2 separate regions of the Homo sapiens genome follow, and region 1 is linked to region 2. A link is a loop called in an ENCODE intact Hi-C map of the cell type or tissue named here. Cell type or tissue: heart left ventricle. All regions are shown on one strand. Region 1 overlaps GON4L (gon-4 like). Region 2 overlaps RIT1 (Ras like without CAAX 1).

Region 1 (5,000 bases), 90 kb before region 2:
CAGCATTTATGCCACTTTGATGGCATATCTGAGTTTATTCAACAACTTCATTCATTTACAATATACTGGCTGAGCGCGATGGCTCACTCCTGTAATCTCAGCACTTTGGAAAGCAGAGGCAGGAGGATCGCTTGAGCGCAGGAGTTCGAGACCAGCCTGGGCAACATGGCAAAACCCCAACTCTACAAAAAATACAAAAATTGGCCGGGCATGATGGCACAAACCTGTATTCCCAGCTATTTAGAAGGCTGAGGTGGGAGAATTGCTTGCGCCAAGGAGGTCAAGGCTGCAGTGAGCTAAGATCTCACCACTGCACTCCAGCCTGGGTGACAGAGTGAGACCCTGTCTCACACACACACAAAAAAGTACAATGTATTGTGAACCTAACAATGGGCCAGGCACCCTGTCATTCATAAAGCTTTTATTCCATGACCAAATGATTATGCTCCTTTATCCCTCACAGATTCTAGCACAATGCCTTGTATAAAGAAAGTACTCAAACATTTGCCAAATGATATACTATATAACTATTAATAGTATCATAAGGTACATTCAAGGACCTGTTATTTTCTTTCATTCACTTATCCTGACTTACTCCTAGCATTACCTACCCAGCCATTTACTCAGTCTATTTCTTTTTCTTTTTTTTTTTTTTTTGAGATGGAGTCTCGCTCTGTTGCCAGGCTGGAGCGCAGTGGCGCAATCTCGGCTCGCTACAACCTTCGCCTGCCAGGTTCAAGTGATTCTCCTGCCTCAGCCTCCTGAGTAGCTGGGACTACAGGCGTGCACCACCACGCCCAGCAAATTTTTTTATTTTTAGTAGAGACAGGGTTTCACCCTGTTGGCCAGGATGGTCTCAATCTCTTGACCTTGTGATCCGCCCGCCTCGGCCTCCCAAAGAGCTGGGATAATAGGTGTGAGCCACCACGCCCAGCCTACTTAGTCTGTTTCCATCCAAACTTTTATCTGATCAATATTTCTTCCCCATTTCTGATAATACCATTACTTCTTTAGGGTCACCACATACTTCAACCACACTGTTCTATGAGGTGCTATCAATCACCAGACTCCATGCTGAACAGTCTCCCTATCAATCCCATGTAGTACCAAGAGACTGGGCATGAGATCAAACCAAGTCGATCTGACTTGTTCCCCTGGATTTTATAACTGGAGCTTGCAGGGGAGAGTCCTGAAGTGTAGACAAAGCAAAAAGTAATCACGGAGTGTTTATGAACAGAGCTCTAACCTTGTAGAAAAATAAATGTGAGAATGGAGCTGAGTGACAAAAGGAAGTAAAATAGAGAGGAAAGGGGGATCCTAACAGTGCCTCAGTTCCACTGCTGATTTACTACACTTCCCAAAGTCTGGTTTCATTTCACCCCAGCAAGATAGAGTTAGGATTCTTTCACTTGCATCATGAAGACCCTTAACTAACACAGTGTTCTTTTGGTAAATCACTGAACCCTAATGAAATCATACATAAAATTTTGAGTGGGCCAGGCACAGTGGCTCATGCCTGTAATCCTAGCTCTCTGGGAGGCCAAGGTGGGAGGATCACTTGAGGCAGGAGTTTAAGACCAGCCTGAGCAACATTTCTCTACAGAAATTTTTAAAAAATTAGCCAGGCAAGGTGGTGCGTGCCTATAATCTCAGCTACTTGGGAGGCTGAGACCTGAGGACGATCTCTTGAGCCCAGGAGTTTAAGGCTACAGTGAGCTATGATCACCCCACTGTGATCCACCCTGGGCAACACCCTGTTTTGGGACAGTGTCTCAAAAACAAAAGACAACAACAAAACTACATGTGCATGTATGTTTCAAGGGATTCAAATCTTAGCATTCAACAATCTTAGGATTCAAAAGATTCCTTACCCAGAAAAAGAAATGTTAAGAATTGGCCCAGGCACGGTGGCTCATGCCTATAATTCTAGCATTCAGGAGGCCAAGGTAGGAGGATTGTTTGAGGCCAGGAGTTTGGGAACAGCCTGGGCAACATAGTGACATCTCGTTTCTACAAAAAATAAAAAATTAGTCGGGCACAGTGGCATGTGCCTGTAGTCCCAGCTACTCAGTGGGATAAGGGGTAGGATTGCTTGAGCCCAGGAGGTCAAGGCTGCAATGAACCGTGACTGCAACACTGCACTCAGCCTGGGTGACAGAGTGAGACCCTGTCTCAGGAAAAAAAAAAAAAGAAAAATTAACTACTGATTTAAGATAAATTATCAGTTAAATACAAATTAAATCAATTAACCCAAACCATTCCATTCTATACCCTTCCAAATACTAAAAATTTTACAACAGATAATGGACAGTATACATAATAAATCACAAACCAAAACTTACCTTCATTCCCCACATCATCATTCATAAGTCCCCCCAGCCACATCTTCCAGTCCTCATCATCTGCCGTATTGGGGTCATACATATCTGGAGTGATGTCTGGAGCTTGGAGCTCTGCCTCTAATTGGCCCAGGGGAACATCTTTCAGGGGCATCTTAGAACGCGTTCGAAATGCAATGAGACTGTCATCCATGGGCTGGACAATGGAGAAAGAAAAGTCACTGAGTGAGTGATGTTTCCAAACCTCATCATCACTCCTTTTCTTCTCATCTTAGCTTAAGTAACAGGATCCTTCCTCTAAACAATTTGGATTTATTATTGTTTGAGAAACTTTAAGAAACACGACATAAAAAAGAAATAAAATAAATGACATCAGTTTGAAACCAACATTTTAGGAAAATTTATAACAGCTTTATTGATATACAATTCACATACCATAAAATTTACCCTTTTAAAGTGTATAATTGAAAGGATTTTCATATATTCACAGAGTTATACAACCATCACCATTATCTAATTTCAGAACATTCCATTAACCCAAAAAGAAATCCCATACCCATTAGTAGTCGCTTCCCTTTCCCCCTCCTCCCAGCCCCTGTTAAGCATTAATCTATTTTCTGTCTCTATGGATTTGTTTCTGCTGGACATTTCACTTAGATGGAATCATAAAATGTGTGGCCTGTCTCTGGCCGCTTTCAGTTAGCATAATGCATTTAAATCCCACCCTGTTGTAATATCTATCAATACTTTTTTTTTTTTTTTGAGACATAGTCTTGCTTTGTTGCCCAGGCTAGAATGCAGTGGTGCCATCTCGGCTCACTGCAACCTCTGCCTCTTGGGTTCAAGTGATTCTCCTGCCTCAGCCTCCCAGGGAGCTGGGATTACAGGCACCAGCCACGACATCTGACTAATTTTTGTATTTTTACTAGAAACGGAGCTTCACCATGTTGGGCACGCTGGTCTCGAAGTCCTGACCTCAGGTATCTGCCCACCTCAGCCTCCCAAAGTGTTCGGATTACAGCTGTGAGCCACCATGCCTGGTGTTTTTTTTTTTTTTTTTAAGAGATAGAGTCTCAATCTCTCACCCAGGCTACAGCACTGGCACAATCAGAGCTGACTGCAGCTTCGAACTCCTGGGCTCAAGCAATTCTCCTGCCTCAGCCTCCCAAGTAGCTGGGACTATCGGCATGCTCTACCATGCTCGGCTAATTTTTTTTTTTTTTTTTAGATGGAGTCTTGCTCTGTCACCCATTCTGGAGTGCAGTGGTACGATCTCGGATCACTGCAACCTCCATCTCCCGGGTTCGGGTGATTCTCCTGCCTCAGCCTCCCAAATAGTTGGGACTACAGGCGTGTGCCACCACACCTGGCAAATTTTTGTATTTTTAGTAGAAATGGGGTTGGCCAGGCTTGTCTTGAATTCCTGACCTCAGGTGACCTACCTGCTCAGCCTCCCAAAGTGTTGGGATTACACGTGTGAGCCACTGGATCCATACTCAGCTAATTTTTTTCATTTTTTGTAGAGATGGGGGTGGGGGGACTCCCTATGTTGCCCAGGCAAGTTTCAAACTCCTGGACTGGGCTCAAGTAATCCTCCTGCCTTGGCCTTCCTAACTGCTGGGATTAAAGGCATGGTGGTATGTGCCTGTGGTACCAGCTACTCAAGAGGCTGAGTCAGGAGAATTGCTTGGGTTTAGGAGTTCAAGGTGACAGTGAGACACGTACCACTGCACTCCAGTCACCATGCCTGGCCCCGAATTCCTTTTTTCACCCAATAATATCCCATTGTATAGATATACCACTTTTGTTTATCCAATTATCTGTTGATGGAATTCAGATTGTTTCCACTGTGGGGCAATTAAGTATAATACCGCTGGCTGAATGCATTGGCTCACACCTGCAATCCCAACACTGTGGGAGGCCCAGGAAGAACTGCTTGAAGCTAGGAGTTTGAGACCAGCCTGGGTAACACAGTGAGACCTCATCTCTGCCACAAACAAACAAATTAGTTGCGTGTGGTGGCACCAATTGTAGTCCCAGCTACTTAGGAGGCTGAAAGAGAAGGATCTCTTGAGACTAGGAGATCAAGGCTGTAGTGAGCCATGATTGCACCATTGTACTCCAACCTAAGCAAGAGAGACATCTCAAAAAAAAAAAAAAAACAGGGCCAGGCACAGAGGCTCACATTTGTACATCTGTAAACCCAGCACCTTGATAGGCTGTGGTGACAAGATCGCTTGAGTCTAGGAGTTCAAGACCAGCTGGGCAACACAGCAAGACCCCCATCTCTACAAAAAATAAAAAGTTAGATGGGAGTGGTGGCATATGCCTGTAGTTCCAGCTATGCAAGAGCCAACGTGGGAGGATCACTTGAACACAGGAGGAGGTTGAGGCTGCAGCAAGCTGAGATCATACCACTGCACTCCAGCCTGGGCAACAGAGCAAGACTCTTATTTAAAATATTTATTTTAAAAAAATGAGGCTGGGTGCAGTGGCTCACACCTGTAATCCCAGACTTTGGGAGGACAAGGTGGGCGGATCACGAGGTCAGAAGATCAAGAACTTCCTGGCTAACAGTGAAACCCCGTCTCTATAAAAAATACAAAAAATTAGCTGGGCATGGTGGCAGGCGCCTGTAGTCCCAGCTACTCAGGAGGCTGA
Region 2 (5,000 bases):
GTTATTGTTTACCAAGCAGTTGAAATTGCTATGTGTCCCTTACTCCTTCTCATTCTCCCACCATTCAATCCAAATCTGTGTCAGATTTTGCACGTTAGAATTAGAGGTGCCCACTGAAAAGAACTGAGACTCTAAGAACTGTGAGCTTTTTTTTAAATTCACTGTTGAATTCCCAATGCCAACACATTGCTTGGCATGCAGCGGATACCCAAGAAAGGCAGGCAGGCAGGGAACAAAATATTGTCTGGGAAGCAGACTTAAAGCAAACCTGAAAAGGCTGTCTCTTCTTCCTACTTATTCTGAGTTGGAGTTTCAAAAGAAGTTTGGTATAATGATCGGTTTTGGTTTTGTGTTTTTTGATGATGGTGGTAGGTGTGTGTTAGTTGCAACTAGACCCATGTATTTCTCTTCGGGAGTCTAAGGACATGAAAATAAGAGTGTCCAGAATGTTTTGGGTGGGAATGCACAATTTAATTCTCTGGCTGACTAGATTGATGTACATGCCTTCCTGGGCAGCAGAGATTTTATGTTGGATTGCAGTGTATTGAGCACTTGGACCCATCCTCATAAAAGCCATACATTTCTCTGCCTCTGCCCCCTCACCTGCACACTCCTCTGCCAGGAAACTAGGGAAAGCATTTTGTGGGAGATGTTTTGGAGCTAAAGTTTTTCTTCTGGCTCAGAGAAAACTGCAATAAACTCTGGCAATAACTAGCTCCAGGAAGGGCAGGAAATGACACATGTCCCCACTGCAGCAGCTTTTGTTCAAAAAACTGAGTGACTTCATGATATGATCACGTGTGCTGTGGAATGTATGCACTGAACCAAAAGCTGCTCATCATGAGTTTTTTTTTAAGCAAACATTATTAGATAAAGCTAAAACATTTCAGTAGTTTTGTCTCAAGGCCAACTCATGGTTTTTTGTTTGTTTGTTTGTTTTTGAGATGGAGTCTCGCTCTGTCGTACAAGCTGGAGTGCTGTGGCGCAATCTTGGCTCGCTGCAACCTCCACCTCCCGGGTTCAAGTGATTCTCCTGCCTCAGCCTCCCGAGTAACTGGGATTACAGGCGCGTACCACCATGCCTGGCTAATTTTTGTTGTATTTTTAGTAGAGATGGGGTTTCACCATGTTGGTCAGGCTGATCTTGAATCCCTGACCTTGTGATCTGTCCACCTCAGCCTTCCAAATTGCTGGGATTACAGGCGTGAGCCCTGTGCCTGGCATATGTTTAAAAGTTGATTGGACAGCTTTGTACAGTGACAGGATTATAGCCAATGAGGCATGATTATTGCTAATTGAAAACTTTTCCCAATACCCTGGCATTGGCAATTTTTGACAATCTCTATGGAGACTGAACTTAAAAAACAAAAGTTGATTGAAAAAAAATTTTTTTTTTTTTTTGAGATGGAGTCTTGCTGTCGCCCAGGCTGGAGGGCAGTGGCACGATCTTGGCTCACCGCAACCTCTGCCTCCCGGGTTCAAGCAATTCTCCTGCCTCAGCCTCCCAAGTAACTGGGATTACAGGCGCATGCCACCACACCCAGCTAATTTTGTATTTTTAGTAGAGACAGGGTTTCGCCATGTTGGCCAGGCTGGTCTTGAACTCCTGACCATAAGTGATCCATCTGCCTCAGCCTCCCAAAGTGATGGGATTACAGGCATGAGCCACCGTGCCTGGCAAGATTTCAAATTTCTGTACGAGTTTGGAAAAGGCATAACACTACCAATGACTTATTAGGAGTCTACTACATTTACTAATTCCTTCCTTTTTGAATTCCTATAACATTTCCAGTTTGAAGCATATGACTTATTACTTTAAGACTGACCTCTAGCTGTTTTATATATACAAATTTTATTTATTTTTTTGAGACGGAGTCTTGCTCTGTTGCCCAGGCTGGAGTGCAGTGGCATGATCTCAGCTCACAGCAAGCTCTGCCTCCCAGGTTCACACCATTCTCCTGCCTCAGCCTCCCGAGTAGCTGGGACTACAGGCGCCCGCCACCGCGCCTGGCTATTTTTTTTGTATTTTTAGTAGAGATGGGTTTCACCATGTTAGCCAGGATGGTCTCGATCTCCTGACCTCGTGATCCACCTACCTCAGCCTCCCAAAGTGCTGGGATTACAGGCGTGAGCCACCGCACCTGGCTACATATATAAATTTTATCTAAGCTCCAGAGCAGGAATAACATATATATATTTTTGGTGTATATATATATACAATATACATGTACAAAAAAAATATATATATACACTTTTTTTTTTTTAAATACAGAGTCTCACTGTTGCCCAGGCTGGAGTGCAGTGACACGATCCTGGCTCACTGTAACCTCCGCCCCCTGGGTTCAAGTGATTCTTGTGCCTCAGCCTCCAGAGTAGCTGGGATTACAGGTGTGGGCCACCACACCCAGCTAATTTTTTTTTTGTTTTGTATTTCAGTAGAGATGGGGTCTCACCATGTTTCTCAGCCTGGTCTCGAATTCCTAAGCTCAGGCAAACTGCCTACCTCCACCTCCCAAAGTGCTAGGATTACAGTCATGAGCCACTATGCCAGCCCGTATTCTATATTCCTCTGAATCCTTCACAGCTCTTTAAAACAGTGCTTAATACATGGAAGAGGCTTATAAATACTTCACCTGAAATTCCATTACTTATTCTAACAGAGGTTACATTAGAAAATGGAATGCCATTAAGTATGAGTAATTTAATCAAAGAGGGGAACAATTTTTTTTTTTTTTTGAGATAGAGTCTTGCTCTGTTGCCCAGGCTGGAGTGCAATGGCGCAATCTCAGCTCACCACAACCTCTGCCTCCCGGGTTCAAGCAATTCCAATTCTCTGCCTCAGCCTCCCGAGTAGCTGGGATTACAGGCGCCCACCACCACGCCCAGCTAATTTTTGTATCTTTAGTAGAGACAGGGTTTCACCATCTTGGCCAGGCTGGTCTTGAACTCCTGACCTCGTGATCCACCTGTCTTGGCCTCTCAAAGTACTGGGATTACAGGCATGAGCCACTGTGCCCGACCAGGGGAATGATTTTTTAAATCAAGTGAAGAAAAAAAAAAAAAAGAGACGGAAAGAAAAATGGAATGCCACTCCTCCAGTACCTGTTTCTAGTGGACACTGACAGTTACTGACCATTCAAAAATGTTAAATAGGCAGGGTGCAGTGCTCACACCTGCAATCCCAGCACTTTGGAGGCCAAGGCGGGCAGATCACTTGAGGCCAGGAGTTTGAGACCAGCCTGGCCAACATGGTGAAACCCTGTCTGTACTAAATATACAAAAAATTAGCCAGGCGTGGTAGCACATGCTTGTAATCCCAGCTACTTGGGAGGCTGAGGCACAAAGATCACTTGAACCCGGGAGGCAGAGGCTGCACTGAGCTGAGATGGTGTCCCTGCACTCCAGCCTGGGCGACAGAGTGAGACTGTTTCAAAAAAAAAAAAAAACTTAAATAATAATGAGGACATAAAAATCCACTCTTGGGCCAGGTGAGGTGGCTCAAGCCTGTAATCCCAGCACTTTGGAAGGCTGAGGCAGGAGGATTGCTTGAGGCCAGGAGTTTGAGACCCGCCTCTACAAAATATGTAAAAATTTGGCACGGCATGGTGGCATGTGCCCGTAGTCCCAGCTACTGAAGAGGCTGACGCAGGAGGATCTTTCACTTAAACCCAGGAGTTCAAGGTTACAGTGAGCCATGATCACACCACCGCACTCCAGCCTAGCAGACGGAGACTGTCTTTTTTAAACCAAAGACAGGCGAGATACAGTGACTCACACCTATAATCCCAGCACTTTGGGAGGCCGAGGAGGGTGGATCACTTGAGGTCAGGAGTTTGAGACCAACCTGGCCAACATGGCAAAACCATCTCTAATAAAAATACAAAAATTACCTGGTCGTGGTAGTGCGCACCTGTAATCCCAGCTACTCAGGAGGCTGAGATGGGAGAATCACTTGAACCTGGGGGGCAGGGGCTGCAGTGAGCCCAGATCACACCACTGCACTCCAGCCTGAGTGATAAGAGTAAGACTCTGTCTCAAAACAAAAAAATCCATTTGTTTAACGTTCAAATTAGGTCCTCTCTACCAACACTGGTGGCCATTTACAGTAATGGAGATTAAATGACCTTCAGGTAAAAAGTTATCATTCTTGGCTGGGTGCGGTGGCTCACACCTGTAATCCCAGCACTTTGGGAGGCTGAGGCGGGTGGATCACAAGGTCAGGAGATCAACACCATCCTGGCTAACATGGTGAAACCCCATCTCTACTAAAAAATACAAAAAATTAGCCAGGTGTGGTGGCGGGCGCCTGTAGTCCCAGCTACTTGGGAGGTTGAGGCAGGAGAATGGCGTGAACCCAGGAGGCGGAGCTTGCCGTGAGCCGAAATCGCGCCACTGTACTCCAGCCTGGGCGACAGAGCGAGATTCTGTCTCAAAAAAAAAAAAAAAAAAAAAATCATTCTTTCACTTTTCATTTAGTGTATTTACTTATAACAACTTTAAGTAACCCTTGATCAGGTAGCAAATGTGCTGTCATTTTCCATATGTGTTTTTCCTGTCTCCTCCCAAGAGGTAATCTCTTCAAATGAAGGGGGATTCCATGGCATGCTCCCTAGCACTTGACATGGGTGTCTTGTTCATGGTGGGCACTCAAATTTTTTGAATTCATATTTTCCAGAATATCACATCTCATGGTTATGTTTTTCTGAAAACAACTCTTTTGCAATGATTCCAAAAACTCTACCCACTGATAGGGAAGCAAAGGAAAGCCCAAGTTGTTTAAAAGTTTTGTATTATGTCATACAAACTGTCTTCACATACAAGTGCATTAAAAAAATTATCCCCCCCTCCTCCTCCCCAAACATCACAGTAGACCAATTCTTGCTAATATATGACAAAGTTAAAACATATGTCCCCTCTGAATTCTAAACAGCTAATTCTAGACACTAACATCTGGATCTTATAATTTACCGGTCTGGTATGGACATGAACAGTTCCAGTGC

The links. A loop is a pair of places that touch in the nucleus more often than their neighbours do. Peaks named below come from ENCODE experiments on the same cell type or tissue, not always from the same donor. Only the 100,000 strongest peaks of a DNase experiment are listed, where the experiment ranks them.
Region 1: it touches region 2 in a loop (2.1-fold over the local background); 2 of 110 quality-filtered maps call a loop at or near these places.

Annotation. Positions count from the first base shown.
Region 1 is chr1:155,802,607-155,807,606 of GRCh38, forward strand. GON4L (gon-4 like) reads right to left here. Exons shown (of 32, transcript NM_001282860.2): 11 at 2,343-2,535. Among named protein-coding and RNA genes, the nearest start is that of GON4L, 52 kb to the right of the region's middle. In heart left ventricle, no CTCF peak of the experiment used is centred here; no DNase peak of the experiment used is centred here.
Region 2 is chr1:155,893,036-155,898,035 of GRCh38, forward strand. RIT1 (Ras like without CAAX 1) reads right to left here. Exons shown (of 6, transcript NM_006912.6): 6 at 4,773-5,000. It also overlaps the pseudogene LOC124904686. Among named protein-coding and RNA genes, the nearest start is that of RIT1, 16 kb to the right of the region's middle. In heart left ventricle, no CTCF peak of the experiment used is centred here; no DNase peak of the experiment used is centred here; H3K27ac peaks cover 1,371 bases.